Regions from separate parts of the Mus musculus genome. Here region 1 is linked to region 2. A link is a loop called in an ENCODE intact Hi-C map of the cell type or tissue named here. Cell type or tissue: left cerebral cortex. All regions are shown on one strand. Each heading gives the region's core, and the rest is flanking DNA. Links, peaks and the distances in the headings are about the cores only. Region 1 holds the start of Olfr418 (olfactory receptor 418). Region 2 holds the start of Mptx1 (mucosal pentraxin 1).

Evidence for each region. Peaks named below come from ENCODE experiments on the same cell type or tissue, not always from the same donor. Only the 100,000 strongest peaks of a DNase experiment are listed, where the experiment ranks them.
Region 1: a loop joins it to region 2, with 38 times the contacts of the local background. A loop is called at or near these places in 19 of 42 quality-filtered maps.

What each region holds. Positions count from the first base shown.
Region 1 is chr1:173,261,587-173,278,559 of GRCm38, reverse strand. It overlaps Olfr418 (olfactory receptor 418), which reads right to left and starts at 8,413. Exons shown (of 1, transcript NM_146651.2): 1 at 7,423-8,413. The coding sequence starts at 8,383. The coding sequence ends at 7,451. It overlaps Mptx2 (mucosal pentraxin 2), which reads left to right and starts at 804. Exons shown (of 2, transcript NM_001205011.2): 1 at 804-901; 2 at 3,504-4,099. The coding sequence starts at 838. The coding sequence ends at 4,099. In left cerebral cortex, for the core only: no CTCF peak of the experiment used is centred there; no DNase peak of the experiment used is centred there.
Region 2 is chr1:174,326,715-174,343,687 of GRCm38, reverse strand. It overlaps Mptx1 (mucosal pentraxin 1), which reads right to left and starts at 13,170. Exons shown (of 2, transcript NM_025470.3): 1 at 13,052-13,170; 2 at 10,811-11,494. The coding sequence starts at 13,115. The coding sequence ends at 10,899. In left cerebral cortex, for the core only: no CTCF peak of the experiment used is centred there; no DNase peak of the experiment used is centred there.

The DNA of each region.
Region 1 (16,973 bases), core at 3,635-11,634, 1.1 Mb after region 2:
TGAGTTCAAAGCTTTTCTCCATTTTCCTTCCTATCAGGTTCAGTGTATCTGGTTTTATGTTGAGGTCTTTGATCCATTTAGAGTTGAGTTTTGTTCCAAGTGATAAGACTGTATCTATTTGGATAATTTTACATAGTCACAGCCAGATTACCACCACAATTTGTTAAAGATGCTACCATTTTCCAGTATGTATTTCTGGCTTCTTAATAAAAAATCCAGGTGTATATTGGTTTGTTGACTTATGTCTGAGTCCTCAATTTTATTCCCTTGACCAACATGTGTCCTTTGTCCCAACACCATACTATTTTTATTACTATAGCTCTCTACAATTTGAGATTGGAAATGGTAATGGCAGTATTATACAGAAGTATTTTAGCTATCCTGGGTGATTTGTATTTTCATATGAAACTAAAAATCATTCTTTCAAGTTCTGTGAAGAATTGTGTTGGAATTTTAATGGGGACTGTATTGAGTCTGTAGATTGGTTTTGATAGGATGAATATTTTTACTATATTAATCCTACCAGTTCATGAACACGGAAGATCTTTCCATCTTCTGATATCTTCCGTTTCTTTCAGTGCTTTCAAGTCTTTAACAGACAAGTTTTTCATTTGCTTAGTTTACCCAAGAATTTTTACATTATTTGAGGTGATTAATACATCGTTTTAAAAACCATTTATTGTTCAGTTAATATTAACCTTTTATTACTTTGTCTTCTTTTGTGAAAACAAGGGTATTGTCCCAGTGAGTCCTATATAAGAGCTACACAGCAGAGGTTTCTCCACAGAGATGAGGGTTGCTGATCTCCCACTACTGGAATTGTCCAAGAAGAGCACAATGGAGAAGCTTATTGTGGGCATCCTGTTTCTCTCTGTTCTTTCAGGAAGTGTAGCACAAACAGGTAGGTCCTGAGCCAAGCTGGAAAGTTTTCCACATCCAGAACACAGGGTGTCCAGTACTTTTTGCTGCTGTGGTTCCCAGGAAACTGAGTGAATGGTGTGTGGAAGTTACTTACTCTGTATATGATCCAAACTTAACAGCTTGAAAGAGTGATCATTTACCGTCTTATGTCTCTTTTACGACAGAAAACAGAGAATGCCCTAGCTCCTGTTCCCAAGCACAGGTCTCTATGGGATTGCAGTCTTTTAACCAAGGTTGTAGCATTGTCTGAAGGTTCCAGTGCAGAAGGTCTGCTCTCAAGCTTACTTGTATGGTTAATCAATTTCAGTTCATTTCAGGATGCTGGCCAGGGAATCTGAGTTCTTCATTGTCTATTGACCACAGACCACTCTTAATTTCCTGTCACTGAGGCCCTTTCTACAAAACAGCTGCCACATGTAGCTGGAAGAAATGTCCAGTTCAGAAGCCACAGCCTTTTGATAATCAGATCTTAGAAATCCTTCCATTGTGTCCCACTCCTGCCAGTGAATCAGACCTTACCCAATGGGAAAAGAATTAAGTCACATGTTAAAAACTACCACATATATTGATGATTAATGGTATACCTTACTATACTAGTGTGTAAAGAAGTCTCTGAGTTCAAGAAAGGAGAATGGGATTTGTTTCTCAGATGAGAGCACCATAACTTTTCATTTAAGAGAACAACAGGGTAGGAAAAAATGCTGTAAGGGCAGGTGAGGTCCATGAAGGCCTTCAGACACAGGGTGAAGTTCTGCAGTGACTTCCTCATCTGCAGGATCAGAAACACATAGGCAGTGGATGATTCTTCATATATATATATATATATATATATATATATATATACACACACACATATATATGTATATATATGTGTGTGTATGTATATGTATATTATTAAATATATACATGTGTATCATCTACATCTAAATACATATATACATTTATACACACATGCACACACACATATATGTATATATGTAAAGAGGATCTTTACTCTATCATTCTTTTTAAACACTTAATTGAGATAATATAAGAGTAAAGAAGAAATCTTGGAAAGAATTTGAACTTTAAACCAGAAACCCATCTCTCCAGAATAACTGGACAACTGAATGACCATGGTGAAGTGGTAGGACTCTATGCCTCACTTCTTCACCAATACAATGGGGGTACAAATAATACCCACCCAATAGATGGTGCTGAGGTCAACTAAGGGAAGAATGAACTTTGTGATGCGTGTATGAAACGAGCTTTTTTATTATCAAAGAAGCTATTTTCCTGTTTTGACAGCTTTATATATATATTTTTTCCCTCACTGCTGCCAGTAAGAAAACTTGATGCTCATTTCTCCACACTGCAGCGTACTGTCAGCAGAGAGTTGTAAGTTATTTCAGGTTATCTATGATATTTTGCTTCAAGTTTGGATCCTGACAAGGTTACAAACAGGGAGATAATTGATCACAGGACATAAATACATGGTTTACACTCCAATCTTCTGGGTGCTGTTGGGTTGACAGGAATTTAGCTCGCCCCCCACCACACCTGCCACACATGCCCCTCTCTCATACACTCAAGCCAGCCCTCTTTTCTGGACCTATTCCTCCATTCCAGTTCTCCAGGGGTCCAGAGTGTAAGCATTGCTTAAGAAGCCCTTGTATCTTAGGAAATAGAGTTCATGCTGTTTTCCCATTTCCTACTATGAAGCAAAACTAACTCAATTCAAGACTTTATAATATTTCTAGGCCATGTCTCCTCTGATTCAGTTTGTCATTATTCTCCAGTTTATTTTCCAGACTGCAGCATTTGTTAAATTTACTTTTCTGAACCAGGAAAGAATCATTCTATAACGATTACAGTTTCATCTTTTCAAATGGCTCTTAAGACAAAATAAATCCATACTAAATATTCCCTTGATCTTGTTGCTGTCATAAAATCTGGTCTTCCTTGAACATGGGAACTGCAGGAGAGAGTGAAGGTGAGGTCCAGCACTAGCATGGACTGGACCAAGTCATTTACATGACTCTGATGGTCCATCATACCAAGGTCCGGGATGTATTAACCCTAGCTGCAGGGCTCTAGACGAAATAACATGACTGGATCAGTGGTAAGAGAATATGCAGTACCCCAGGCTTTATACATTGCCATGTTTCAGTTACATTTAATTTTCTGTCACTTCTTTTATCTAGATGCTGTGTCAAAGAAAAAGATGGAGGTAGAGTTGGTAAAGGGAATCTTTAATTTTGTAGCAAATGAACTGAACCCAAATCCATCTGTTCATTGTTAGTTTTGGTTTTGTTTGTTGGAGACAGGTTCTTAAGCTCAGGTTGTTCTCGAACTCACTACATAGGGCAGCAGGTCTCCACCTTTCCAGTGTTGAGACGCAGACATGGACCACCTCTTCCAGGCCTGCCTTTAACACTGTATAGCTATTTACTATTGCTGAGTTCAAACACTCAGAGGCTCTCTGTGTGCTCCAATGTGCTGTACGTGTTCTGCCAGGAAGCAGCTCTAGGGCCACAAAAGAACAAATCAAATATCAGCATTGATAGGATGTTCGTTTTACTGTTTTTTTTTCCTCTCCATAGACATGAAGGGAAAGGCATTTATTTTCCCTCAAGAATCATCCACTGCCTATGTGTCCCTGATACCGAAGGTGAGGAAGTCACTGCAGAACTTCACTCTGTGTATAAAGGCCTTCACAGACCTGACTCGCCCTTATAGCATCTTCTCCTACAGCACAAGAACTAAGGACAATGAGATTCTTCTCTTTGTGGAAAAGAGAGGAGAATATATGCTCTATGTTGGGAATTCGGGAGTCAGTTTCAAAGCACCCACAAATCTTCCTGATCCAGTCCGTATCTGTGTGAACTGGGAGTCTGGCTCTGGGATTGCAGAATTCTGGCTGAATGGAAAGGCATTTGGGAGAAAAGGCTTGAAGAAGGGATACGTGGTGGGGGGTGATGCAAAGATCATTCTAGGACAAGAACAGGATTCCTTTGGGGGAAAATTTGATGTAAAACAATCCTTTGTTGGGGAAATATGGGATGTTTCCTTGTGGAACTATGTGGTCCCCATAAAAGAGGTGCATGACAGCTGTAACAATGGCAATATTATAAACTGGCAAGCTCTTATTCATGAAGACAGGGGCTATGTGGTGACTAAGCCCAAACTGTGGACTTAAGCTAATTGCTCTATGTAATTTAAGTCTGCTTTTGGTTGTGTTACAATGATAATGTGCATTATACTAAAAAGCAAAGAAACGCAAATCATTGTTATATGTTATTTATGGTTGTAAATATTGGGGTGAATTGTACCATAACTGTCTACAGCATCAAACTATAGGAACTAGGGAATCGCTCCTCTCTCAACTGGGCACCCAAGTTGGAGGATTCTGTGTGACTGGAGGAGACCCTGTGGTGATTCTGTGTGCTCAAATTTAGAAACCTGTGACCACAATATGACTGCTGGGAGAGGTCTTCAGGAACAGACTATCTGAGGGAGTCAGACCTCAAAAGAGAGTTTCAAAAGGGGATTTCTCAGGAGCTAGGTTGAGAAAATGCCTGTTCACCTACCCAGAAAAGAATGAAAGCTGTTTGCAAAAGTATGCTTAGGGAAACCCCAAAATAGACAAAGACCAGCTGTGCTGAAGGTTTCTTCACACTCACTCTTATCTTCCCTGGGAAGTAGCTGTTCTAGGATAAGCATGCATGTTCCTTCTAGCCCCTCCTACTGTTAAACCCAAGAATCAGAAGAGAAAGACCAGTTCCACCATTTTTGAGCCAAAGTTGAAGGAAGCTTTAATTAAACACTGGCCAGGACCATTCCAGGGTTTCCAGCAAATGGCAATGAGTCACATTTTACAGAGGTTAATTATAAAGGCAAACCCATAAGGCCATGGGTTTCTCATCATGTCCAATCAGGGGCAAGCATACATCCTGATGTTTTCCCTGCCCATCCCCCTGTCTATCTGTGCTCAACCACATCCTGTGTTGTTGAGTAAAACGCAAACAAACAAAAAACCAAAAAACCTGTTGAGGCGAGCAAAACCATGTGGCCTCTACCTTTTCAGGAAGTACATGTCCTTCAGCAAGGGGCTCACATTTTAGAGGCACTTTTGTCTCATGGATCTCTTAGGCAAGTAATTAAAACTTAAAACATAACTCTGGCTTTCACACTATGACCAGAGACACAGAGGCCCCAGGACTAAGCTGCAGTGTGCTTCCCATGCATTTTCAGTGGGATTCTTGAAAAGGAGAGACTGATTTTCTCTTTTCAACTTTGAATGATCACAAAACATTCACCCATTCCGACTCCTCACCATGCTAACGAGTTCTAACTCTTATGTCTTTCTCACACATGAAAGTAACCTTCCTATTTAAAGGGCACTAGCAGAGGGGTTAGGGAACTCTCAGGTTCTTGTGTAGAAAGATGTTCAAAGTTAAAGTCCTCAAACTTCATGGTGCCGTGATCCTTCAATACTACAGTTCCTCGTGTTGCAGTGACCCCCCCCCAACCATAAAGTGTTTTCCTTGCTACTTCATAACTGTAATTTTGCTACTGTTATGAATCGTAATGTAGGTATCTTACATGCAGGATATATGAGATGCAACTCCTGTCATTTGACCTCAAAGAGACCATGACCCAAATGTTAAGAATCGGTGGTTTAAAGTAAACACCTAATGAGTCACACAAAGTAAGATTGTCAGTGTAGCAAAGAAGAGGATAAGGACAAAATATGAGTACTGGATTATGTTCTACAAAGACAAGAATGAAAATCATGGGCTAATTCCCATTTCAGCAGCATCAGGAATGAGTTAAAGCATAGCATTAACATATTTCATTTCAGAACCACCTTTCTTAAGACATCCATCACTGTGTTGCTCCTCAGAACATGTGGTGAAGTTCTGAAATGAATGTGGCTAAGTTGCTTAATAACATTGAACATACTGGCGATCCAGACTTACTCATGGACTGGTTCTAGTGAGACTCAGAGAAACTGAAAATTAAAAAATACAGATCTCCAAGGCATATGAGAATGTTTATATGTGAATAATATTTCTGTGGGGCAATCAGTGTCTGTTACTCCCATTACTTCCCAAAGAAAAAAGTGGTGCTAGGTAGGAGAGGGAGTTCTGACCATTTCTAGCAGGACTGGACATCAGCTGTTTCCTCTTAGAGGCTCACACTCAATATCTGTGTGACGTTTATGGTGATCTTTCAACCCAGCATTCAAATAGGCACCGTACAACCCACTTTTCTGCCATCAATGAAATGATAATAATGAATTCCACACTTGCTTATGATTCATAACCGTTTCCTCATTTGTGAGCTGCATCTGGTCATTACTCTAGTGGCAACCTGGGGAACCAATAAAAGATACAGCAGAATAGAGATTTTTTCCTTATCCAAGAAGGATATGTTTCATAACCTTCCATGGGTATCTAAAATTGAAGCATAGAAGCTCTAAACCATATATATATTCTCCAACTTAAGCATGTTTATGATATAGCTTGATTTATAAATTAACCATACGGAGAGATTAGCAAAATAGCTAATGATATAAAAATTCTCAGTGGATAAAACACTTGTCATACAAGTGTGAAAACTAAAGTTCAATCCCTAGGACCCCTGTGAAGGTTGGGAGGAGAAGGTAGCCCACCTGTAATTCCATCTTCACGTGGTGGACACAGGGAATCCCCAGAGCAAATGTGGCTAAAGAGACTTGCTCTATTTATAAGCTCTGAGTTTGGTAGGGAGACTCCACCTTTAAAAATAAGGTAGAAGAGTGGCCAAAGAAGATTCCCAATACCACCTTTACAACTTCACATGCACACACACCACAAGTATGGATAAGCTCACATATATCCACATACATTCAAACATGCACACACACACACACACACACATGAATAGTACATATATACATACACACATGAAAAGACAAAACCTCTACTGATACAATAGGACAATTATAACAATATATAGTAATAAAAAGTTATGTGTTGTCTGCATTTTGTTCTCAAGACACTGATACCATGCAGTATCAGTGGGTAACATGTACAATAGGGATACAGTGGAGGAAGAGATGGTTCGTGTTCCCAGTAAGATGGATTGGGATTGTACTAGATTTCATCCTATTACTTGTAAAGGTAAATAATTTTAAACTAAATAATAGCTTATCTTAAAACTATCCTAGGGCTGGAGAGATGACTCAGCAGTTAAGAGCACTGAGTGCTCTTTGAGAGGTCCTGAGTTCAATCCCCAGCAACCACCATGGTGTCTCACAACCATCTGTAATGGGATCTAATGCCCTCTTCTGGCACGTAGGTCTACATGCACATAGAGCACTCATATACATTAAATGAATAAAATAAATAAATAAATAAATAAATAAATAAATAAATAAATAAATAAATAAAATGTTCCAAAAATAGAGATATTCTATTTATATTTTCAGACCATAATTGACTGTGATTAACTGAAACTGCAGGTAAATAAAGGGAATCCACTGTACACCAAGCTGCCATGTATCCTAGGCAAGAGGATTTTTCCCAATAGCACGGTAAATGGCATCCTTGACTTCTTTGTTTCTCAAGGTATACACCACAGGGTTGAGGAGAGGGGTAAACACCGTGTAAGTTACTGAGATCAGCTGGTCCTGATCCCTGGTGTTCTCTGATTTGGGCTTGAGGTAGGCAATGGAGGCACAACCATAGTGGATGATGACCACCGTGAGGTGGGAGGCACAGGTGGCAAAGGCCTTCTTCCGTCCCTCAGCAGAGGCAATCTTGAGGATGGTGGAGATGATGAGAATGTAAGAGATGAAAACCAAGCCCATGGGTACCACAATAACCAGTGAGCTGATGATAAAGTTAACTATGTCATGCAGAGTGGTATCAGCACAGGACAGTTTCATAACTGGGCGGATGTCACAGAAATAGTGGGCTACTTCTCTGTCACAAAAAGGTGCCCTGAATACAGATGCAATTTGAATTATTGCCACAAGCAGCCCAATGTTGCAGGAACCCCATACTAGCTGGGCACACACCCTCTTGTTCATGATAACCGAGTACCTCAAGGGGTTGCAGATAGCTACATAGCGATCATATCCCATCGCTGTAAGCAGAAAGCAGTTGTTGATGGCCAAAGTGATAAAAAAGAACATCTGGGTAGCACAGCCAGCCAAAGAAATGGGTTGGCTTGAACCCACAAGGCTGGCGAGCATCCTTGGTACAATGACCAATGTATACACTGTCTCTGAAGTGGAAAGCATACTAAGAAAGAAGTACATGGGAGTATGAAGGTGACGATCAATACCGATAATTATCATAATAATGGCATTGCCAGTCAGAGTTAGCAGGTACAAGGTCAGAAATACCATAAAGAGAGTAAATTTGTATTCCTGAAAGCTGGAGAAACCTTGGAAAACAAACTCACTTATCACTGTGTGATTTCTTCTCATCATCTTCCAGACAGGAGTGGCAGGCTTGAGTCAATCAGAACACATCAGTGCCCACTTGAAGCTGATGATGCTTAGGAAGAATTGGTAATGGTTCTGTCTTTGTGTAGACATCGAGTCAGCAAGGCCAGCTGTCCATCTAGTAGTCAAAGAGAGGCACAAAAGTTTGTATGTAAAATGTGGAACAGATTTCCTGGTAAGGTGGACTTTAAATAGGAAAGGGAAGTAGTCAGGAGAATCAGACAAGACAGAATTAAACTTGAAAGGCATTTTCACTTAGAGCATACTTTCAAAACTTGTTACCTAGAATTTGTTTAAAACAGATTATTTTTTATTGTCTTCATAAAAAACTGCACATCTGTGTTGTAAAAAGGAATGCAGGCTGCCCCAGCACCTTACAAATCTTTATACTCTCTCATGCACTTGTCTGCTTCATGAACACATTTCCACAGATCATTCAGCATTTGCAAGCCTGACTGTCCCCTATTCCAGTTTTAAAACAAAGAATAGTGCCCCTTTCTTCAATATTGACAGATGCCTCCTTTTCCTCAGAAACTCTTCTCTGTACTAAATGTAACCTGTCAATCAAGTTCCCTGTTGCCCAGCAACTTATTTTCCTGGATTGTGTGCATCTCCATGCCTTTTTCAGCTTTGGTTACATATAAATTTCACAGGTAGCTGGTCTCACTAGAGTAAGCTATCTTTTCTAATTTCTTCATGATTATACATTAAATAACTGTGGGGGAACCAATTTTTTAACTTCTCTCACTGAGGGATAATTTAGAATCAAAAGTCGCTTATGTTAAAAAATAATTGAGTAACGATAAGCAGTCCCTTGTAGCATTTTAATTTTTTCCATATGTTACTCAACATTATAACACCCTATATATATTAGTTTATTTGTACCTCCCATCTTGCAGTAAGAAAATTATGACACCAAAGTCTATGTGATTTGCTCAAATTTATGCAATCATTTCCTTCTAAAACTAGGGTGATTTGTTCAACTACCCAAGAAATATCAATGGCAACAACATATATGAAAAATAAGATGACTTCTCATTTTCATTGGAAAACTGTATGTATTTTCCTCTTTCTCTAGGAATGAAATTACATTGTAAAGAAATTCAAAACCAGAAATAATTTGGAAAATCAGAAAAATTTTAGAACCTAAGAAGATGAGGAAATATTAGCAGGTTAGTGATAACCTATACAACTTTACCTTAAATGAATATTTTGATAATTAATATTTCTGATTATGTATTTTTAGGAAACTGTCATATAAGTATGTCAGAATGTATGTACAAAGAACTGTAATCATTTTAATTATGATAAACAAGGCCAGAAACAATGTGAATTGATAATTACATAATTATGACATATGCATCTGATGGGAACCATGTGGTCAGTTCATAGCCAAAGAAAGCAAACATGGAAAATTTGATGAATAGGAAGATCACAGACTGCAATTTACAAAACAAAAAAGAATGAAAAAGAAGAAGTAAAGTATATACCTACATGGAACACTGAACAGGCTCAGCAGCATTTGTGCATGTATGTGTAGCAATGCTAACTGATGAAAAAAAAAAGCAATGAATTTGAAAGATAAAACTAGGGAGACATGGAGAGGTTTGGAAGAGGAAAGGGACAGGAAAGCAATGATGTAATTATACTTTGATTTAAAAACTAAAATAAAAATAATTTTTATGAAAAGAAAGTAAACATTCAAAAACATAAATAATATTAAAATGAAGAAAATCCACTCAAAATCTCCAACATTACCTTTTTAATGGCCTCTATACAATCCAGACTTTTATGCCTAATTATTCCTCTAGAAACCTAAGACTAAAATTGGTAAATATTTCTTCCCAGTCAAAATATATCATTTGATGGCAGAAGGGCCCAAGGAAGAAAATGAGAACAGGTGAGTGAACTTACCTCAGAGAAGAAAGAGTTGAAGGTGCAATGCCTGAGTAGGTTAGAGTATTTGAGCAAGAAGTCAGAGGAAATTGTCATCAGTCATTGGACTCTGTAATTAGTAGATGCTCATCGCAGGTGTTAAGGGACCACCAAAAAGTGATGAAGATGCTAGAGTTAAATAAAAAACCTACAATGAACTAAATAACTCTGTTGCTCTTAGTACACTGGGATGCAAGGAGCTGAATGAAGAAGAGTTTGGAATTTCCTAACTGATGATTTTGAAAAACAGTACAAGGCAGTTTGATGATATAGAGATATGAACACACACAGACAAACACACAGACAGACACACACACACACACACACACACACACACACACACACACACACATATATATATCCCGTGGAGATGAGAGGGTCAAATGGACTAGCCCTTAATTATCCCTGTATAATTGAGACTCATCATACATTTTTAGTTAAGGTAAAACACTTTGTTTTTTGTTTGTTTGTTTGTTTTTTGTTTTGTTTTGGGTTTTTTTTTTTTTTTGGTAACTGTGACATCAAAGTAAGCTAGGTTCTAGAAAGACCACGTGGAACATATGCATTCTTGTGTTTCCTTAATTCTTCCTAATCAGGAAAGCCATGGCTCCTCACAATGGAAGGAACAGATGAGTGCACACAGGGGCAGCTGGACCACAGCAGCAAACGCAACATCCCAGCTTCCTTCTGTGCCGTCTCAACCATCAAAGATGCAACATTTTATGTAAATTTCTGTTCCAATAATTTTTGGGGGAGGAAATTCTTGCCCCCCAGCTCCTAAATTTTTTTAAAGAAATTCTTCTACAGAAATAACGTCCTTCCTAGACTGAAAATCTAATTTTAAGCTAGCAGCTAATCCCACTCACTTCATCCACCAGGATTTTCCTACTGGAAGCCAGAATTTAAGAAAGAGAAATGTATTGGGAAGTTTTGAGTCTCTCAAATATGACTGAGTCATTGGACCCTAGAGTTAGAAGGCAATTTTCAAAGCACAGAATTCTTCCTCTATAGTCCCCCAAAGTCTGCTTCAGTGCCTCCAATGATTAGAAACGTATTATCTTATAAGTTGGTAGCCCTCTTTAACAAGAAAAGACTATGTGTGTTTAGAAAAATAAAACTACACTTTAAATTACACATGTTCCCAAGTTGTAGGGATGTGTAAAAAGAAAAGTTAGCTTTCTCCTCCATATACTCTGGTCTGTAGGTAATTCTTCCTTCCTTCCTTCCTTCCTTCCTTCCTTCCTTCCTTCCTTCCTTCCTTCCTTCCTTCCTTCCTTCCTTCCTTCCTCCCTCCCTCCCTCCCTCCCTGCCTCCCTTCCTTGCTCCCTCCCTTCCTTTCTCCCCTTCTTCCTTCTGCCTACCTTCCTTTCCTTCCTTTCTCCTTTCCTTGGTTTCTTTCTTTCCACTTGTTTATTTCTCTCTGGGATTTTATTTTTGTATAACCGTACATAGTTCTATATCATTTCAATTTTACACAATATAATTAGACTATACATAACAATTCTTGTCTACCTTTTCCACTGGAGGATATGTCTTGAATGCTTCTGGTAACAGTACAGCCATCTCATTCCTTTAATTTCCAGAGATGTATACTGTTCCATTATTAGCATCAATTCCATTTTTGGTCTTTAATAGTTGGAAAACATTACTTTCTACTGTTTCAATATCTAGTTCATTGCTAATTACCACCTCCCAAATCATTCCACTTTCTGGGTCTTCTAATATGAGAGTATTTCACATACTGATGACTATTATCATACCACCACTAGATTTCATGTTCTTCAGTCTACTAACCACACCAAAGGGGCACGATAAGATATAATGTTAACAGACAGAAGAGTCTATAGAAGAAACCACATGCTGAAAACTATAGAGGGAAAATAGCAAACATTTGAAAACCACACTTTGTATTTCATTCTCACTTATCACTGTGTCTGACCTTGGCAGTGGGAACCGGAAGGAGGTGCATCCTGGAAGAAATCTTTACAAAGTTCTGGAAAGAACTGAGTCTGGAAACAAACAGATCAACAAAACCCACATCCAGGAGGTGTTTACAATGGAAGCTAAAACTAATAAAATGAAGAAAATTTAGCTCTCAGGTATCAAAAGGAAAAAGTAAATTACTGTTGTCCCCACTGATGTGGGGAGTTGACATCTTTGGCCTTATAGTAGAAGAAGAAAAGAAATGGTCTCTTAGGTTGCAAATTTCAGGAGCTTTGATAGTTTCTCCATTAGCTAGTGAATCTCTTCACTCATCTCCTGAGGATCTTTTTTTGAAGAATTCCTTAGGGGCCTTAAGAGACAAAGGATGGAGCTGCCAGTCTCCTGGGCTTCATTAAGAAGTTCTGTGGCTGCCAGAGGAGACACTTTCATTTGTTTACTGACTTGAGAATTCTCCAGGTTTCCAAAACTGACTCTGCATTGAATTTTGAGGAAGTGCACCAATTAATACTGATAACTTGAGGGAAGGCCCTAAATGTTAACTAGTCTGTATTGGAAAGCAGCTTATTTCTTAAAATTTATTCAAATAAATAAGATCCTGTTGCTGCATCGGATTACTGGAGGTCAGGGCTTGTCTGGTTCAGCTTCAGCTCTCAGTTGATTTCCTTAGGTCTCACGGATAAATGCCTCATGTTTACAGCCATTTACAGAAAAATGTCACCCACACTGGGAAAAGGCAGGAGTCAATCTCACACCTCTTCCTCTGTTCCCTTTGGCTTATTCCTGGTACTTCCTGGAAATAAAACGAAAAGACAACGGGTCGGTGGTCGTCCCCACAAAGATGATCACTGGTCCAGTGAGGACCCTGTGAGGAAGCACTTCAGCTCTACCCTATTACAGGAAATTGCAAGAATCTTGAATACAGACTAAGGACATGTCAAACACCACACAATTTCCTCTTTAGTGATCAACATAGTGCACATTCATCACAGAGATGCATAAAAGAAAAAGGATGACATGGACCACTGGTGATCCCTAACTTAGAAATCAACATTACTGAGCCAGGCATGGTGACACACACAGGATGAAGCAGGGCAATCGAGAGTTCAATGTCATCCTTTTCTACTTAGGGAGTTCAAGGATAGCCTGGCTCCAAGACATTGTATTAACAGGGAGAGTAATAGAGAGAGGTGGAGAGACAGAGAGCATACATACATCATTAGTAGTTTAAAAACATTTCATATGTATTCATAGGGCTATATCTATTAAAAGCATTTTTTTTCTTGTCAGCGTTTGGAAGCTGATTATGGGATGGATCCCAGATAGGGCAGTCTCTAGATGGTCCATCCTTTTGTCACAGCTTCAAACTTTCTCAGCATCTAACGAGATGATCATGTGGATTTTGTCTTTGAGTTTGTTTATATACTGGATTACGTTGATGGGTTTCCGTATATTGAACCATCCCTGCATCCCTGGGATGAAACCTACTTGGTCAGGATGGATGACTGTTTTGATGTGTTCTTGGATTCGGTTAGCAAGAACTTTATTGAGGATTTTTGCATCAATATTCATAAGGGATATTGGTCTGAAGTTCTCTATCTTTGTGGGGTCTTTTTGTGGTTTAGGTATCAGAGTAATTGTGGCTTCATAGAATGAGTTGGGTAGAGTATCTTCTGTTTCTATTTTGTGGAATAGTTTGTGAAGAACTGGGATTAGATCTTCTTTGAAGGTCTGATAGAACTCTGCACTAAACCCATCTGGTCCTGGGCTTTTTTTGGTTGGGAGACTATTAATGACTGCTTCTATTTCTTTGGGGGATATCGGGCTGTTTAGATCATTAACCTGATCTTGATTCAACTTTGGTACCTGGTATCTGTCTAGAAACTTCTCCATTTCATCCAGGTTCTCCAGTTTTGTTGAGTATAGCCTTTTGTAGAAGGATCTGATGGTGTTTTGGATTTCTTCGGGATCTGTTGTTATGTCTCCCTTTTCATTTCTGATTTTGTTAATTAGAATGCTTTCCCTGTGCCCTCTAGTAAGTCTGGCTAAGGGTTTGTCTATCTTGTTGATTTTCTCAAAGAACCAGCTCCTTGATTGGTTGATTCTCTGAATAGTTCTTCTTGTTTCCACTTGGTTGATTTCGCCCCTGAGTTTGATTATTTCCTGCCTTCTACTCCTCTTGGGTGAATTTGCTTCCTTTTGTTCTAGAGCTTTTAGGTGTGTTCTCAAGCTGCTAATGTGTGCTCTCTCTAGTTTCTTTTTGGAGGCACTCAGAGCTATGAATTTTCCTCTTAGGAATGCTTTCATTGTGTCACATAAGTTTGGGTATGTTGTGGCTTCATTTTCATTAAACTCCAAAAAGTCCTTAATTTCTTTCTTTATTCATTCCTTGGCCAAGGTATCATTGAGAAGAGTGTTGTTCAGTTTCCATGTGAATGTTGGATTTCTATTCTTTATTTTGTTATTGAAGATCAGCCATAGTCCATGGTGATCTGATAGGATGCATGGGACAATTTCAATATTTTTATATATGTTGAGGCTTGTGTTGTGACCAATTATGCGGTCAATTTTGGAGAAGGTACCATGAGGTGCTGAGAAGAAGGTATATCCTTTTGTTTTAGGATAAAATGTTCTGTAGATATCTGTTAGATCCATTTGTTTCATAACTTCTGTTAGTTTCACTGTGTCCCTGTTTAGTTTCTGTTTCCACGATCCGTCCATTGGTGAAAGTGGTGTGTTGAAGTCTTCCACTATTATTGTGTGAGGTGTAATGTGTGCTTTGAGCTTTATTAAAGTTTCTTTAATGAATGTGGCTGCCCTTCTATTTGGAGCATAGGTATTCAGAATTAATAGTTCCTCTTGGAGGATTTTACCTTTGATGAGTATGAAGTGCTCCTCCTTGTCTCTTTTGATGACTTTGGGTTGGACGTCGATTTTATTCGATATTAGAATGGCTATTCCAGCTTGTTTCTTCATACCATTTGCTTGGAAAATTATTTTCCAGCCTTTCATTCTGAGGTAGTGTCTATCTTTTTCTCTGAGATGAGTTTCCTGTACGCAGCAAAATGTTGGGTCCTGTTTGTGTAGCCAGTCTGTTAGTCTATGTCTTTTTATTGGGGAGTCAACTCCCCAATAATAATATCCATTGATATTAAGAGATATTAAGGAAAAGTAATTGTTGCTTCCTATTATTTTTGTTGTTAAAGTTGGCATTCTGTTCTTGTGGCTGTCTTCTTTTAGGTGTTTTGAGGGATTGCCTTCTTGCTTTTTCTAGGACGTGGTTTCTGTCCTTGTATTGTTTTTTTTTTTTCTGTTATTATCCTTTGAAGGGTTGGATTCGTGGAAAGATATTGTGTGAATTTTGTTTTGTTGTGGAATACTTTGGTTTCTCCATCTATGGTAACTGAGAGTTTGGCCGGGTATAGTAGCCTGGGCTGGCATTTGTGTTCTCTTAGTGTCTGTATAACATCTGTCCAGGCTCTTCTGGCTTTCATAGTCTCTGGTGAAAAATCTGGTGTAATTCTGATAGGCTTGCCTTTATATGTTACTTGACCTTTTCCCCTTACTGCTTTTAATATTCTCTCTTTATTTAGTGCATTTGTTGTTCTGATTGTTATGTGTCGGGAGGAATTTCTTTTCTGGTCCAGTCTACTTGGAGTTCTGTAGGCTTCTTGTATGTTCATGGGCATCTCTTTCTTTAGGTTTGGGAAGTTTTCTTCTATAATTTTATTGAAGATATTTGCCGGTCCTTTGAGTTGAAAATCTTCTTTCTCATCTACTCCTATTATCAGTAGGTTTGGTCTTCTCATTGTGTCCTGGATTTCCTGGATGTTTTGAGTTAGGATCTTTTTGCATTTTCCATTTTCTTTGATTGTTGTCCCGATGTTCTCTATGGAATCTTCTGCACCTGAGATTCTCTCTTCCATCTCTTGTATTCTGTTGCTGATGCTTGCATCTATGGTTCCAGATTTCTTTCCTAGGGTTTCTATCTCCAGCGTTGCCTCACTTTGGGTTTCCTTTATTGTGTCTACTTCCCTTTTTAGGTCTTGGATGGTTTTATTCAATTCTATCACCTGTTTGGTTGTGTTTTCCTGCAATTCTTTAAGGGATTTTTGTGCTTCCTCTTTAATGTCTTCTACCTGTTTAGCCGTGTTCTCTTGTATTTCTTTAAGTGAATTACTAAAGTCCTTCCTGATGTCCTCTACCATCATCATGAGATATGCTTTTAAATCTGGGTCTAGCTTTTCGGGTGTGTTGGGGTGCCCTGGACTGGGCGAAGTGGGAGTGCTGGGTTCTGATGATGGTGAGTGGTCTTGGTTTCTGTTAGTAAGATTCTTATGTTTACCTTTCACCATCTGGTAATCTCTGGAGTTAGTTGTTATAGTTGTCTCTGTTTAGAGATTGTTCCTCTGGTGATTCTGTTACCCTCTATCAGCAGACCTAGGAGACTAGCTCTCTCCTCTGAGTTTCAGTGGTCAGAGCACTCTCTGCAGGCAAGCTCTCCTCTTACAGGGAAGGTGCACAGATATCTGGCGTTCGGACCTCTCACCTGGCTGAAGATGAAGGCCCAAAACAGGACCTTTCCCAGAAGCTGTGTTGCTTTGGCCTGTCATAGAAGCTGTTAGCTTCTGTAGTCCACACTCTCACCTGTGCAGACTACTTTTGGTTGTGTCTCGGAACCAAGATGTCTTCCACAGAT
Region 2 (16,973 bases), core at 4,334-12,333:
CTCTGAAGGGCATTTCCATTCAAAGAGTAGCACAACATAAATGATCATTATCCTACCTTGTTATATAAGTGAATAAATGCTTTTAAGAGATATAGCCATATGAATACCTACAAAATGTTTTAAAACCATTAATGATGGACACTCTGTCTCTCTTTCTCCCTGACTCTACACCTCTCTCTCTTACTCTCTCTGTTAATACAGTGTCTTGGAGCCAGGTTATCCTTGAACTCCCTAAGTAGAAAAGGATGTCGTTGAACTCTCGATTGCCCTGCTTCATCCTGTGTGTGTCACCATGCCTGGCTCAGTAATGTTGATTTCTAAGTTAGTGATCACCAGTGGTCCATGTCATCCTTTTTCGTTTATGCGTCTCTGTGATGAAGTGCACTGTGTTGATCACTAAAGAGGAAACTGTGTGGTGCTTGCCATGTCCTTAGTCCGTATTCAGGATTGTTGTGGCAATTTCCTGTAATAGAGCAGAGCTGAAGCGATTCCTCACAGGCTCCCCATGGGACCAGTGATCATCTTTGTGGGGACGACCACCAACCCGTTGTCTTTTCATTTTATTTCCAGGAAGTAGCAGGAATAAGCCAAAGGGAACACAGGAAGAGGTCTAAGATTGACTCCTGCCTTTTCCCAGTGTGGGTGACATTTTTCTGTAAATGGCTGTAAAGATGAGGCATTTATCAGTGAGACCTAAGGAAATCAACTGAGGGTTAAAGCTGAGCCAGACAAGCCCTGGCCTCCAGTAATCCAATGCAGCAACCGGATCTTACTTATTTAATAAATTTTATGAAATAAGCTGCTTTCCAATACAGACAAGTTAACATTTAGGGCCTTCCCTCAAGTTATCAGTATTAATTGGTGCACTTCCTCGAAATTCAATGCAGCGTCAGTTTTGGAAACCTGGAGAATTCTCAAGTCAGTAAAGAAATGAAAGCGTCTCCTCTGGCAGCCACAGAACTTCTTAATGAAGCCCAGGAGACTGGCAGCTCCATCCTTTGTCTCTTAAGACCCCTAAGGAATTCGCCAAAGAAAGATCCCCAGGAGATGAGTGAAGAGATTAACTAGCTAATGGAGAAGCTATCAAAGCTCCTGAAATTTGCAACCTAAGAGATCATTTCTTTTCTTCTTCTACTATAAGGCCAAAGATGTCAACTCACCATATCTGTAGGGACAACAGTAATTTGCCTTATCCTTTTGATACCAGAGAGCTAAATTTTCTTCATTTTATTAGTCTTAGCTTCCATTGTAAACACCTCCTGGATGTGGGTTTTGTTGATCTGTATTTGTTTTCAGACTCAGTTCTTTCCAGAACTTTGTAAAAATTTCTTCCAGAATGCACCTCCTTCCGGTTCCCACTGCCAAGGTCAGACACAGTGATAAATGAGAATGAAATACCAAGTGTGTTTTTCAAATGTTTGCTATTTTCCCTTTATAGTTTTCAGCATGTGGTTTCTTCTATAGACTCTTCTGTCTGCTAACATTATATCTTATCGTGCCCCTTTGCTGTGGTTAGTAGACTGAAGAACATGAAATCTAGTGGTGGTATGATAATAATCATCAGTATGTGAAATACTCTCATATTAGAAGACCCAGAAAGTGGAATGATTTGGGAGGTGGTAATTAGCAAGGAACTAGATATTGAAACAGTAGAAAGTAATGTTTTCCAACTATTAAAGACCAAAAATGTAATTGATGCTAATAATGGAACAGTATACATCTCTGGAAATTAAAGGAATGAGATGGCTGTACTGTTACCAGAAGCATTCAAGACATATCCTCCAGTGGAAGAAGATAGACAAGAATTGTTATGTATAGTCTATTATGTTATGTAAAATTGAAATGATATAGAACTATGTAGGGTTATATAAAAATAAAATCCAAGAAAGAAAAGAACAAGTAGAAATAAAGAAACCAAGGAAGGAAGAAAGGAAGGACAAAAGAAAGGCAGGCAGAAAGTGAGGGAGGGAGGGAGGGAGGGAGGAAGGAAGGAAGGAAGGAAGGAAGGAAGGAAGGAAGGAATAATTACCTACAGACCAGAGTATATGGAGGAGAAAACTAGCTTTTCTTTTTACACATCCCTACAACTTGGGAACATATGTAACTTCAAAGTGTAGTTTTATTTTTCTAAACACACATAGACCTTTCTTGTTAAGGAGGGCTACCAACTTATAAGATAATACGTTTCTAATCATTGGAGGCACTGAAGCAGACTTTGGGGGACTATAGAGGAAGAATGCTGTGCTTTGAAAATCGCCTTCTAACTCTAGGGTCCAATGACTCAGTCATATTTGAGAGACTCAAAACTTCCCAATACATTTCTCTTTCTTAAATTCTGGCTTCCAGTAGGAAAATCCTGGTGGATGAAGTGAGTGGGATTAGCTGCTTGCTCAGAATTGAATTTTCAATCTAGGAAGGACGTTATTTCTGGAGAAGAATTTCTTTAAAAAATTTTAGGAGCTGAGGGGCAAGAGGTCATTAAAAAGGTAGTGTTGGAGATTTTCAGTGAATTTTCTTCATTTTAATGTTATTTATGTTTTTCAATGTTTCCTTTCTTTTTGTAAAAACTTTTTTATTTTAATTTTTAAATTAAAGTATAATTACATCATTCCCAACCTTTCCCTTTCCTCTTCCAAATCTCTTCATGTCTCCCTAGTTTTATCTTTCAAATTCATGGCTTTTTTCCCCCCATCAGTTAGCATTGTTACACATACATGCGCAAATGCTGCTGAGCCTGTTTCGTGTTCCATGTATGTATATACTTTACTTTTTCATTTTCATTCTTTTTTTTGTTTTGTTTTGTAAATTGCAGTTTCTGATCTTCCTATTCAAATTTTCCATGTTTGCTCTCTTTATCTATGAACTGTCCACAAGGTTCTCATCAGATGCTTATTCATAATTGTATTAATTTTCAATTAATTGTTAATTCACATTGTTTTTGGCCTTGGCTATCATAGTTAAAATAAATACAGGCCATTCGGGCCTTCATCTTCAGCCAGGAAGCAGAGTTGAGACCCAGACCTCTGAGCACTTTCCCGCCAGAGGAAAGGCAGCCTCCAGGGAGGGCTCTGTCCACAGGGCCAGGTGAGAACACCATCTTGTATCCCTGGTCCCAAAGAGACCAGTCTGTGCAGGAGAGTGCACAGGCAGCAGAAGCAACATAGCTTCTTGGACAGGGTCCCTTTTAGGACTTCATCTTCAGCCAGGAGGCAGAGATGAGTTCCAGACCTCTGCACACTTGCCTGCAAAGAGTCCTCTGACCACTGAGACTCAGGAGAGAGTTGTACTCCCAGGAGTGATGATAGAGGCTAACAGAATCACAGGAGGAACAAGCTATATATCTACTATATTAAAAAACCTCAAAGACAAAAGCCACATAATCAACTCCTTAGATGCTGAGAAAGCATTTGACAAAAGCCAACACCCATTCATGATAAAAGCCTTGGAAAGATCAGGAATCCAAGGCCCATACCTAAACATGATAAAAGCAATCTACAGCAAACCAGTAGCCAACATCAAAGTAAATGGAGAGAAACTGGAAGCAATCCCACTAAAATCACCGACTAGACAAGGCTGCCCACTCTTTCCATACCTATTTAATACCTAGTACTTGAAGTCCTAGCCAGAGCAATTAGACAACAAAAGGAGATCAAGGGGATACAAACTGGAAAGGAAGAAGGCAAATTATCACTGTTTGCAGATGATATGATAGTGTATATATAACTGACCCTAAAATTCCAACAAGGAACTCCTAAGCCTGATAAACAGCTTCAGTGAAGTAGCTGGATATAAAATTAACTCAAACAAATCAGTGGCCTTTCTCTATACAAAGGATAAACAGGCTGAGAAAGAAATTAGGGAAACAACACCCTTCACAATAATCACAAATAATATAAAATACCTTGGTGTGACTCTAACTAAGGAAGGGAAAGATCTGTATGATAAGACCTTCAAGTCTCTGAAGAAAGAAATTGAAGAAGATCTCAGAAGATGGTAAGATCTCCCATGCTCATGGATTGGCAAGATTAATTTAGTAAAAATGGCTCTCCTGCCAAAAGCAATCTACAGATTCAATGCAATCCCCATCAAAATTCCAACTCATTTCTTCACAGACTTAGCAAGGGCAATTTGCAAATTCATCTGGAATAAAAAAAAATCTAGGGTAGCAAAAACTATTCTCAACAATAAAAGAACCTCTAGTGGAATCACTATGCCTGACCTCAAGCTGTGCTACAGAGCAATTGTGACAAAAACTGCATGGTGCTGGTACAGCGACAGACAGTTAGATCAATAAAATAGAATAGAAGACACAGAAATGAATCCACACACCTATCATCACTTGATCGTTAACAAGGGAGCTAAAACCATCCAGTGGAAAAAAGACATCATTTTCAACAAATGGTGCTGGCACTACTGGCAGTTATCATGTAGAAGAATGCAAATTGATCCATTTTTTTTTTAATTGATCCATTCTTATCTCCTTGGGCAAAGCTCAAATCTAAGTGGATCAAGGAACTCCACATAAAACCAGAGACACGGAAAACGATAGAGGAGAAAGTGGGGGAAAGTCTCAAAGATATGGGCACAGGAGAAAAATTCCTAAACAGAACAGCAGTGGCTTGTGCTGTAAGTTTGAGAATCGACAAATGGGACCTCATAAAACTGCAAAGCTTCTGTAAGGCAAAAGACACTGTCAATAAGACAAAAAGGCCAACAACAGATTGGGAAAGGATCTTTACCTATCTTAAATCAGATAGGGGACTAATATCCAATATATATAAAGAACTCAAGAGGGTGGAATCCAGAAAATCAAATAACCCCATTAATTAATGGGGCTCAGAGCTAAACAAAGAATTCTCACCTGAGGAATACCGAATGGCTGAGAAGCACTTGAAAAAATGTTCAACATCCTTAATCATCAGAGAAATGCAAATCAAAACAACTCTGAGATTCCATCTCACACCAGTCAGAATGGCTAAGTTCAAAAATTCAGGTGACAGCAGATGCTGGCGAGGATGTGGAGAAAGAGGAACACTCCTCCATTGTTGGTGGGAGTGCAAGCTTGTACAACCACTCTGGAAATCAGTCTGGCGGTTCCTCAGAAAATTGGACATAGTACTACTGGAGGATCCCACAATATCTCTCCTGGGCATATATCCAGAAGATGTCCCAACTGGTAAGAAGGACACATGCTCCACTGTGTTCATAGCAGCCTTATTTATAATAGCCAGAAGCTGGAAAGAACCCAGATGCCCCTCAACAGAGTAGTGGATACATTTACAGAATGGAGTACTACTCAGCTATTAAAAAGAATGAATTTATGAAATTCCTAGGCAAATGGTTGGACCTGGAGGGCATCATCCTGTGTGAGGTAACACAATCACAAAAGATCTCAAGTGATATGTAATCACTGATAGGTGGATATTAGCCCAGAAACTTAGTATAGCGAGATATAAGATAAAATTTGCAAAACACATGAAACTGAAGAAGAACGAAGACCAAAGTGTGGACACTTTGCCCCTTCTTAGAATTGGAAACAATCACCCATGGAAGGAGTTACAGAGACAAAGTTTGGAGCTGAGACAAAAGGATGGACCATATAGAGACTGCCATATCCAGGGACCCATCCCATAATTAGCCTCCAAACGATGATACCATTGCATACACTAGCAAGCGTTTGCTGAAAGGACCCTGATATAGCTGGCTCTTGTGAGACTAGGCCAGGACCTAGCAAACACATAAGTGGATGCTCACAGTCAGCTATTGGATGGATTACAGGGCCCCCAATGGAGAAGCTAGAGAAAGTATCCAAGGAGCTAAAGAGATCTGCAACCCTGTAGGTGCAACATTATGAAGTAACCAGTACCCCGGAGCTCTTGACTCTAGCTGCATATGTATCAAAAGATGACCTAGTGGGCCATCACTGGAAAGAGAGGCCCATTGGACACACAAACTTTATATGCCCCAGTACAGGCGAACGCCAGGGCCAAAAAATGGGAATGGGTGGGTAGGGAAGTGGGGGGGAGGGTATGGGAGACTGTTGGCATAGCACTGGAAATGTAACTGAGGAAAATACGTAATAAAAAAATAATTTAAAAAACAGAAAAAAAGGAAAAAAAATAAAATGTAATCTCATTCCTAGAGAAAGTGGAAAATACATACATTTTTTGCAATAAAAATGAGAAGTCATCTTACTTCTCTTATATATTGTGGCCATTGATACTTCCCAGGTAGTTGTAATATAGAACAAATCACCCTAGTTTTAGAAGGAAATGATTGCATGAATGTGAGAAAATCACATAGACTTTGGTGTCATAATTTTCTTATTGCAAGACAGGAGTTACAAATAAACTAATATATAGGGTGTTAATAATGTTGAGTAACATATGGAAAAAATTAAAATGCTACAAGGGACTGCTTATCATTACTCAATTATTTTTTGTGTTTGTTTTTGTTTTTTGTTTTGTTTATTAGGTATTTTCTTCATTTACATTTCCAATGCTATCCCAAAAGTCCCCCATACCCTCCCCCCCCCCGACTCCCCTACCCACCCACTCCCACTTCTTGGCCCTGGTGTCCCCCTATACTGAGGCAATTAAAGTCCACACTTTGGTCTTCGTTCTTCTTCAGTTTCATGTGTTTTGCAAATTGTATCTTGTATCTTGGGTATTCTAAGTTTCTGGGCTAATATCCACTTATCAGTGAGTACATATCACGTGAGTTCTTTTGTGATTGGGTTACCTCACTCAGGATGATGCCGTCCAGGTCCAATCATTTGCCTAGGAATTTCATAAATTCATTCTTTTTAATAGCTGAGTAGTACTCCATTGTGTAAATGTACCACATTTTCTGTATCACTCAATTATTTTTAACATAAATGAATTTTGATTCTAAATTACCCCTCAGTGAGAGAAGTTAAAAGACTGGTTCCCCCACAGCTATTTAATGTATAATCATGAAGAAATTAGAAAAGGTAGCTTACTCTAGTAAGACCAGATACCTGTGAAATTTATATGTAACCAATGCTGAAAAAGGCATGGAGATGCACACAATCCAGGAAAATAAGTTGCTGGGCAACAGGGAACTTGATTGACAGATTACATCTAGTACAGAGAAGAGTTTCTGAGGAAAAGGAGGCATCTGTCAATATTGAAGAAAGAGGGCAATATTCTTTGTTTTAAAAGTGGAATAGGGGACAGTCAGGCTTGCAAATGCTGAATGATCTGTGGAAATGTGTTCATGTAGCAGACAAGTGCATGAGAGAGTGCAAATATTTGTAAGGTGCTGGGGCAGCCTACATTCCTTTTTACAACAACACAGAAGTACAGTCCTTTATGAAGACAATAAAAATAATGTATTTTAAACAAATTCTTGGTAACAAGTTTTGAAAAAAGCTCTGCCTTACCTTTATAAGTAATAGGATGAAATCTAGTACAATCCCAATCCATCTTACTTGGAACACGAACCATCCCTTCCTCCACTGTATCACTATTGTACATGTTACCCACTGATACTGCATTGCATCAGTGTCTTGAGAACAAAATGCAGACAACACATAACTTTTTATTTATATATGTTATAATTGTCCTATTGTATCAGTAGAGTTTTTGTCTTTTCAAATGTGTATGTATGTATGTACTATTCATGTGTGTGTGTGCATGTTTGAATGTATGTGGATATATGTGAGCTTATCCATACATGTGGTGTGTGTGCATGTGAAGTGTAATGGTGGTATTGGGAATCTTCTTTGGCCACTCTTCTACCTTATTTTTAAAGGTGGAGTCTCCCTACCAAACTCAGAGCTTATAAATACAGCAAGTCTCTTTAGCCACATTTGCTCTGGGGATTCCCTGTGTCCACCACCTGAAGATGGAATTACAGCTGGGCTGCCTTCTCCTCCCAACCTTCACAGGGGTCTTAGGGATTGAACTTCAGTCTTCACACTTGTATGACAAGTGCTTTATCCACTGAGAATTTTTATATCGTTAGCTATTTTGCTAATCTCTCCATATGGTTAATTTATAAATCATGCTGTATCATAAACATGTTTAAGTTGAAGAATATATATATATATACACATATATATGTATATATATATAGATACACACACACACACACAAATATATATATATAGTTTAGAGCTTCTATACTTCAATTTTAGGTACCCATGGAAGGTCATGAAACATATCCTTCTTGGATAAGTCTATATAGTCAGTCAGAGTCTGGATGTCTTTCCTTTTTCTATTGAAAACTATTTTTTATAATATATAATCTGATCACACTTGCTCCCTCTCACAACTACTCCCAGATCATCCTCACTTTCTCACCCACCCAACTCCACCCTCTCTCTCTTTAAACAAACACACAAAAGTAAAACAGACAGATGAGAAAACAGGAAACATGTACACACACACACACACACACACACACACAAACACACCCCTCCCGAAACACAAGAACAGAAACCAAAATATAAAAGTAAAAGGTCTGGGTATTTTTTGAATGTTCAAAAATAATTTATTCCCTATCATTCCCCTTATCCTCAGAGAAAATTGCAAAATATGATGGTAAGGTTACATTAAAGAATGACTCAAATATACTAAAGTTTGGTTCTTGTTTTCATCTTGTACGTATTTTCTTTTAATTAAAACTTAATATCTTTTTGTGGTGTGAGAACCTGAGCCCTGTGTCTTGCACATGCTAGGCAAATGCTCTCCCACTCAGCTCCACTCCCTCCTTCTCTCTTCAATCTTTATTCTGCTGTATCTTTTATTGGTCCCCTAGGTTGCCACTAGAGTAATGACCAGATGCAGCTTACAAATGGGGAAACACTTATGAATCATAAGCAAGGATAGAATTTATTATTACCACTTCATTTATGGCAGAAAAGTGGGTTGTATGGTGCCTATTTGAATGCTGGGCTGAAAGATCACCATAAATGTCACACAGATATTGAGTGTGAGCCTCTAAGAGGACACAGCTGATGTCCAGTCCTACTAGAATTGGTCAGAGCTCCCTCTCCTACCTAGCTCCACTTTTTTCTTTGGAAGTGATGGGAGTAACAGACACCGATTGCCCCACAGAAATATCGCATATAAACATTCTCACATGCCTTGGAATTCTGTAAATGTTTTTCCTCAATTTTTCTGAGTCTCATTAGAACCAGTCATGAGTCTGGATCGCCAGTATTAAGCAACTTAGCCACATTCAGTTCATAACTTCACCACATGTTCTGAGGAGTAACAGAGATGTCTGAAAAAAGGTGGTTCTGAAATGAAATATGTTAATGCTATGCTTTAACTCATTCCTGATGCTGCTGAAATGGGAATTTAGCCCATGATTTTCATTCGTGTCTTTGTAGAACATAATCCAGTACTCATATTTTATCCTTATCCTCTTCTTTGCTATACTGACAATATTATTTTGTGTTAATCATTAGGTGTTTACTTTAACACACTGATTCTTAACGTTTGGGTCATTGTCTCTTTGAGGTCGAATGACAGGAGTTGCATCTAGGATATCCTGTATATAAGATATTTACATTATGATTCGTAACAATAGTGAAATTACAGTTGGAGGTCACTGCAACATGAGGAACTGTAGTATTAAAGGGTCGCAGCATCATGAAGGTTGAGAACTTTAACTTTGAATATCTTTCTACACAAGAATCTAAGGGTTCCCTAACCTCTCAGCTAGTGCCCTTTAAACGGGAAGGTTACATTCATGTTTGAGAAAGACATAAGAGAATGATTTAGCCTGGTGAAGAGTCTGAATGACTGGAGTGTTTTGTGATCCATTCAAAGTTGAAGAGAAAAAAATCAGTCTCTCCTTTTCAAGAATCCCACTGAAAATGCATGGGAAGCACACTGCAGCTTAGTCCTGGGGCCTCTGTGTCTCTGGTCATAGTGTGAGAGCCAGAGTTATGTTTTAAGTTTTAATTACTGTGCCTAAGAGATCCACAAAACAAAAACGCTTCTAACCTGCAAGCCCCTTGCTGAAGGACATGTACTTTCTGAAATGGTGCAGACCACATGGTTTTGCTCCCCTAAACAGGTTTTTTTTTTTTTTTTGACTCAACTACACAGGATGTGTTTGAGCACAGATGGGCAGGGGGGATGGGCAGGAGACAAAACATCAGGATGTATGATTTCCCCTTGACCTCATGGGTTTGTCTTTATAATTAACCTCTGCAAAATGTGACTCATTGCCATTTGCCAGGAATCCCAGAATGGTCCTGACCAGAATCCATCCTCCTGGCCAGTATTTAATTAAAGCTTCCTTCAACTTTGGCTCAAAAATGGTGGAACTGGTCTTTCTCTTCTGATTCTTGGGTTTAACAGTAGGAGGGGCTAGAAGGAACATGCATGCTTATCCTAGAACAGCTACTTCCCAGGGAAGATAAGAGTGAGTGTGAAGAAACCTTCAGCACAGCTGGTCTTTGTCTATTTTGGGGTTTCCCTAAACATACCTTTGCAAATAGCTTTCATTCTTTTCTGTGTAGGTGAACGGGCATTTTCTCAACCCTGCTCCTGAGAAATCCTCTTTTTAAACTCTCTTTTGAGGTCTGACCCCCTCGGATAGTCTGTTCCTGAAGGCCTCTCCCAGCAGTCACATTGTGCTCACAGGTTTCTGAATTTGAGCACACAGAACCACCACAGGGTCTCCTCCAGTCACACAGAATCCTCCAACTTGGGTGCCCAGTTGAGAGAGGAGTTCTCTAGGTGTTCCCCTAGTTCCTATGGTTTGATGCTGTAGACAATTACGGTACAGTTCACCCCAATATGTACAACCATAAATAACACACAGTAATGATGCTCATTTCTTTGCTTTTTTAATGCAATGCACATTATCATTTTAACAGAACCAAAAGCAGACTTATATTTCATAGAGCAATTAGCTTAAGGCCACAGTTTGGGCTTAGTCACCACATAGCCATTGTCTTCATAATTAAGAGCTTGCCAGTTTATAAGGTTGCCATTGTTACAGCTGTCTGATACCTTTTCTAGGGGGACCACATGGTCCCACAAGGAAACATCCCATATCTCCCCAACAAAGGATTGCTTTGCATCAAAATTTCCCCCATAGGAATCCTGCTCTTGTCCTAGAGTGATCATTGCATCACCCCCCACAGTGTATCCCTTCTTCAAGCCTTTCCTCCCCAGTGGTTTTCCATTCAGCCAGAATTCTGCAATCCCAGAGCCAGACTCCCAGTTCACACAGATACGGGCCGGATCAGGAAGATTTGTGGGTGCTTTGAAAGTGGCTACCATATTCCCAACATAGAACATGTATTCTCCTATATTTTCCACAAAGAGAAGAATCTCATTGTCCTGGTTTCTTGTGTTGTAGGAGAAGATGCTGTAAGGGCGCGTCAAGTCTGTGAAGGTCTTCATACACAGAGTGAAGTTCTGCAGTGACTTCCTCACCTTCGGTATCAGGGACACATAGGCAGTGGATGATTCTTGAGGGAAAATAAATGCCTTTCCCTTCATGTCTGTGGAGGAAAAAAAAAAAGCCCAGCAAGACAAACATTCTATCAACTCTGATATTTGATTTGTTCTTTTGTAGCCCTAGAGCTGCTTCCTGGAAGAACACGTTCAGCACATTGGAGCACACAGAGAGCCTGTGAGTGTTTGAAATCAGCAATAGTAAATAGCTATACAGTGTTAAAGGCAGGCCTGGAAGAGGTGGTCCATGTCTGCGGTCTCAACACTGGAATGGTGGAGACCTGCTGCCCTATGTAGTGAGTTCGAGAACAACCTGAGCTTAAGAACCTGTCTCCAACAAACAAACAAAACCAAAACTAACAATGAACAGATGGATTTGGGTTCAGTTCATTTTCTACAAAATTAAAGATTCCCTTTACCAACTCTACCTCCATCATCTTTGACACAGCATCTAGATAAAAGAAGTGACAGAAAATTAAATGTAACTGAAACATGGCAATGTATAAAGCCTGGGGTACTGCATATTCTCTTACCACTGACCCAGTCATGTTATTTCGTCTAGAGCCCTGCAGCTAGGGTTAATACATCCCGGACCTTGGTATGATGGACCATCAGAGTCATGTAAATGACTTGGTCCAGTCCATGCTAGTGCTGGACCTCACCTTCACTCTCTCCTGCAGTTCCCATGTTCAAGGAAGACCAGATTTTATGACAGCAACAAGATCAAGGGAATATTTACTATGGATTTATTTTGTCTTAAGAGCCATTCAAAAAGATGAAACTGTAATTATTATAAAATGATTCTTTTCTGGTTCAGAAAAGTAAATTTAACAAATGCTGCAGTCTGGAAGGCCTTCATGGACCTCACCTGCCCTTACAGCATCTTTTCCTATCCTGTTGTTCTCTTAAATGAAAAGTTACGGTACTCTCATCTGAGAAACAAATGCCATTCTCCTTTCTTGAACTCAGAGACTTCTTTACACATTAGTATAGTAAGGTATACCATTAATCATCATTTTATGTGGTAGTTTTTAACATGTGACTTAACTTAATTCTCTTCCCTTGGGGTAAGAGCTGATTCACTGGCAAGGAGTGGGACACAATGGAAGGATTTCTAGGATCTGATTATAAAAAGGTTGTGGCTTCTGAACTGAACATTTCTTCCAGCTATGTGTGGCAGCTATTTTGTAGAAAGGGTCTCAATGACAGGAAATTAAGAGTGGTCTTAACAGACAATGAAGAACTCATATTCCCTGGCCAGCATCTTGAAATAAACTGAAATTGATTAACCATTCAAGTAAGCTTGAGAGCAGACCGTCTGCACTAGAACCTTCAGACAATGCTACAACCTGGGTTAAAAGACTGCAATCCCATAGAGATCCGTGCTTGGGAACAGGAGCTAAAGCATTCTCTGTTTTCTGTTGTAAAAGATACATAAGATGGTAAATGATCACTCTTTCAAGCTGCTAATTTGGATCATATATAGAGTAAGTAACTTCCACACACCATTCACTCACAGTTTCTTGAGAACCACAGCAGCAAAAGGTGTTGGACCTCCCTATGTTCTGGATGTGGAAAACTTTCCAGCTTGGCTCAGGACCTACCTGTTTCTGCTACACTTCCTGAAAGAACAGAGAGAAACAGGATGCCCACAATAAGCTTCTCCATTGTGCTCTTCTTGGACAATTCCAGTAGTGGGAGATCAGCAACCCTCATCTCTGTGGAGAAACCTCTTGCTGTGTAGCTCTTATATTGCATTCATTGGGACAACACCCTTGTTTTCACAAAAGAAACAAAGTTATAAAAAGTTAATATTAACTGAACAATACATGGTTTTAAAACTAATGTGGTAATCACCTCAAATCATGTAAAAATTCTTAGATAAACTCTAACCACACAGATGGAAGACTTGCATTATAAAGACTTCAAAGCACTGAAAGGAACAGAAGATAGCAAAAGATGGAAAGATCTTCTGTCCTCATGGACTGGTAGGTTAGTATAGTAAAAATGTTCATCCTATCAAAATCAGTCTATAGACTCAATTAAAATTCCAACACAATTCTTCACAGAACTTGAAAGAACGATTTTTAGCTTCATATGAAAAAACAAATCACCCAGGATTGCTAAAATACTTCTGTATAATACCGCTGGAGGTATTACCATTCCCAGTCTCAAATTATAGAGAGCTATAGAAATAAAAACAGCATGGTGTTGGGAAAAAGGACACATGTTGATCAAGGGAATAGAATTGATGACTCAGACATAAGTCAACACATCAATATACACCTGATTTTTTATTAAGAAGCCAGAAAAACACTCTGAAAAATGGCAGAATCTTTAACAAATTGTGATGTTAATCTGGCTGGGTCTATGTAAAATTATTTAAATAGATACATTCTTATCACTCTGCATATAACTCAACTCTAAATGGATCAAAGACCTCAACATAAAACCAGATGCACTGAACCCGATAGAAAGGAAAATGGAGAATAGCTTTGAACTCATTGGCACAGGAGAAGACTTCCTGAACTGATAGCACTGATAACAACAGGCACCAAGATCAACAATTGGTAAATGGGACCTAATGGAACTGAAAAGCTTCTCTCAGGCAAAGGACATCATTCAGAGAAATCTACAAGCTACAGAATGGAAAACAATTTTTAAGAATTCCACATCCAATAAAGGACGAATATCCAAAATGCTTAAAGAACTCAAGAAACAAGATAAAAAAAAAGCAAAAAAAAACCCCAATAAATAATTCAGTTTAAAATTGGGGTACAAATCTAAGCAGGGGACTATCAAGAGAGGAATTGCAAATGACTGAGAAATAAAGAAATGTACAACACTTTTAGCCATTTGGGAAATTCAAATCAAAACTACTTTGAGATGCACTCTTACACCTATCAGAATGAGTAAGACCAATAACACAAATGACAACTCACGTTGGTAAGGACGTGGAACAAGGGAACCACTGCTGCATTGCAATTGGGAGTGAAAACTTGTACAAGCCACTATGGAAATCAATATGGCAGTTTCTTAAAATATTGGGAATCTGCATCAAGACCCACCTATACCATTCTTGCCCATATATCCAAGGGATGCTTCATCCTACGATATAGACAGACACTTGGTCCACCAAGTTCACAACTTCTCTGTTCATAATAGTGACAAAATTGGAAACAACCTACATGTCCCTCACCAAAGAATGGATAAAGAAAATATGTGTAAAAGGAATTAATCATTCTTTCTAGCCTGTATAAAAGGCATACAATCAGGGTGTTTTATTCATAAGCCATAAGCCTATATTGGGCAAGTTTGCAGCTATTCTAGCTTATTTCCCAGGCATATGTTTCTTGTCATTTGATGTTTTTCCTGGCTATGTGCTCATGGTCCCTCTCCTATCATGGCAGCCTCCTCCCCTCTCCATGTCCTTTATTCTCATTCTTGGTCTCTTCTGAGATCCCTCATTTGATTGTGTTGTCACAGTTTTCTTCCTCTACTGCCCAGTCACAGGCTCTATCCTCTTATTGACCAGTTAAATTGAGGACCAAGGTATACATAGAGCATCACTGGGTATGTGTGAGGATCTGCCCATCAAGCATATTTTCTCAGCAGATATTGGGCGTCAGAATTTAGCATTTATATACAATTAGCACCAGACCAATCCCCTACAAATGTGGTATGCTTATACAATAGGTATTAACTTTTAAAATATAAAATAATGAAATCCACAAGTAAACAGATGGAACTAGAAATGATCATCCTGAGTAAGGTAAACCAGCCCCAGAAAGACAAATATGGTATATATTTACTTATATATGGATATTAGCTGCTAAGTCAATAATTATCAAGATACAGTCCATAGAACCACACAGGTTAGGCATAGAGTAAGGGACTGGAAAGAACAACTAGATCTCACTGATAAAGAGAAATAGAATAGTTATGGATGCTGTGAGTGTGGTCAGGGAGCTAGAACAGGAATACCAAGTCAGAAGGGGTAGGGGAGAGAGGGTGAAGAAGGAAATATGAAGAGAAATAACTACAATTAAGGACTATTTGAGGAGTACTATAGAAACTTGTATAGTAACAACTTCCTAAGTATATGCATATGCAAAGTTGATATCAATTAAATAGTCAAATAATGAAGGATACAAAGCCCCAAGTAATCATTTTTTGTCACCAAATGAAGTTTCCAGTACCAGGACTGTAATACATTGAATTAGTTCTTCGTCAAATGGGTCCCATAGGAATCCCCAAGCAAACTAACATATTGCCAATATTAGAGGTTTATAGAAGACTATACCTGCACAACTCAATGAGCATGAACAAGTTGAGTTTAACTCTATATGCTAGCACCTTTAGTACAGAAAAGTACTCTGCACACTACTAAAGAAAAAAGGTAAACACCAATCCTGACCCAAACCCTTTGATCTGCAATGGTGTCCTTTCTGTAATATATGCTAGTGTCAAGATGGCCCAAAGTTTCTGGGAGTAACTAATAAATTTATTTGACTGATTTGACTCTAGTAATTGTAACCTGTACTAGATACTGGTTGGGTGTCTAGATACTGAAACACTACCTGAAACTAGATACTGGTCCTTAAAAGGTAGCAGTATAAGGAATCCTCATAACATTCTGCTATACTTACAGGTCATCATTAGAGAAGCTGTCCCCCGAAGTCAATGGGAACAGATACAAAGACTCACAGCTAGACATTATGCATCGATTGCAAGGCCTTGGATCACTCAGCCTTAAAATGGGATGGATTCATCAAATCTCTACCATTAGGGAACAGGGAACTCTGCAGATGAGGAGGTGGGGATGAAGGAATCCAAGGAAACAAGGCCCTCTAAACCAACATGAGCAACATTCATGTCAACTCCTGTTTAATGTTTGTATGGAATTCCCGAGTGGGTAAATAAGTGGGTCTCTGATTCTGTGCCTTCTCTTCAGCTCTTTTCCTTCTGTTTGCTCTGTCCAATTCCGATCTGTTCACTTTTGTTTTATTATATTGTGTTATATTATATTAATTATACTTTATTTTATTATTAAAATGCAAAATAATAAAACCAATGTTTTTACTTTGTAAACATTTGCTTTCTATTATACATCTTTCTATTATAAGTATTTTCTTTTCTTTTGAGCTGCCTTGGCCATGAACCTTCTAACCCCAGGTAAGAGAAGCTATGTCCTCTTGAAGGGATATAGTTCATATTTTGTGTTAAGAAAATTGTGGTAGTCTGTCATACAGTAGATCTTGAGTGTCTCCCAAAGGTCCATATTTGATGCTATTGTACGGTCATGGAATCCCTGAAGAGATAAAACCTAGTGGGAAGGTTTAGATCTAGAATGTAGACTAATAGTGCCTTTTCTCTCTTTGCTTTCCAGCTTTTATGGGGTTATCAGCTTGCTTCCCTAGGGCTCCTCTCAAAGATTTACTGTCTCACCATGGACCCCAAAGCAATATGTCCTGCTGACCATAGACTGAAACATCTGAGTCCATGAAACACAATAAACCTTTCCTG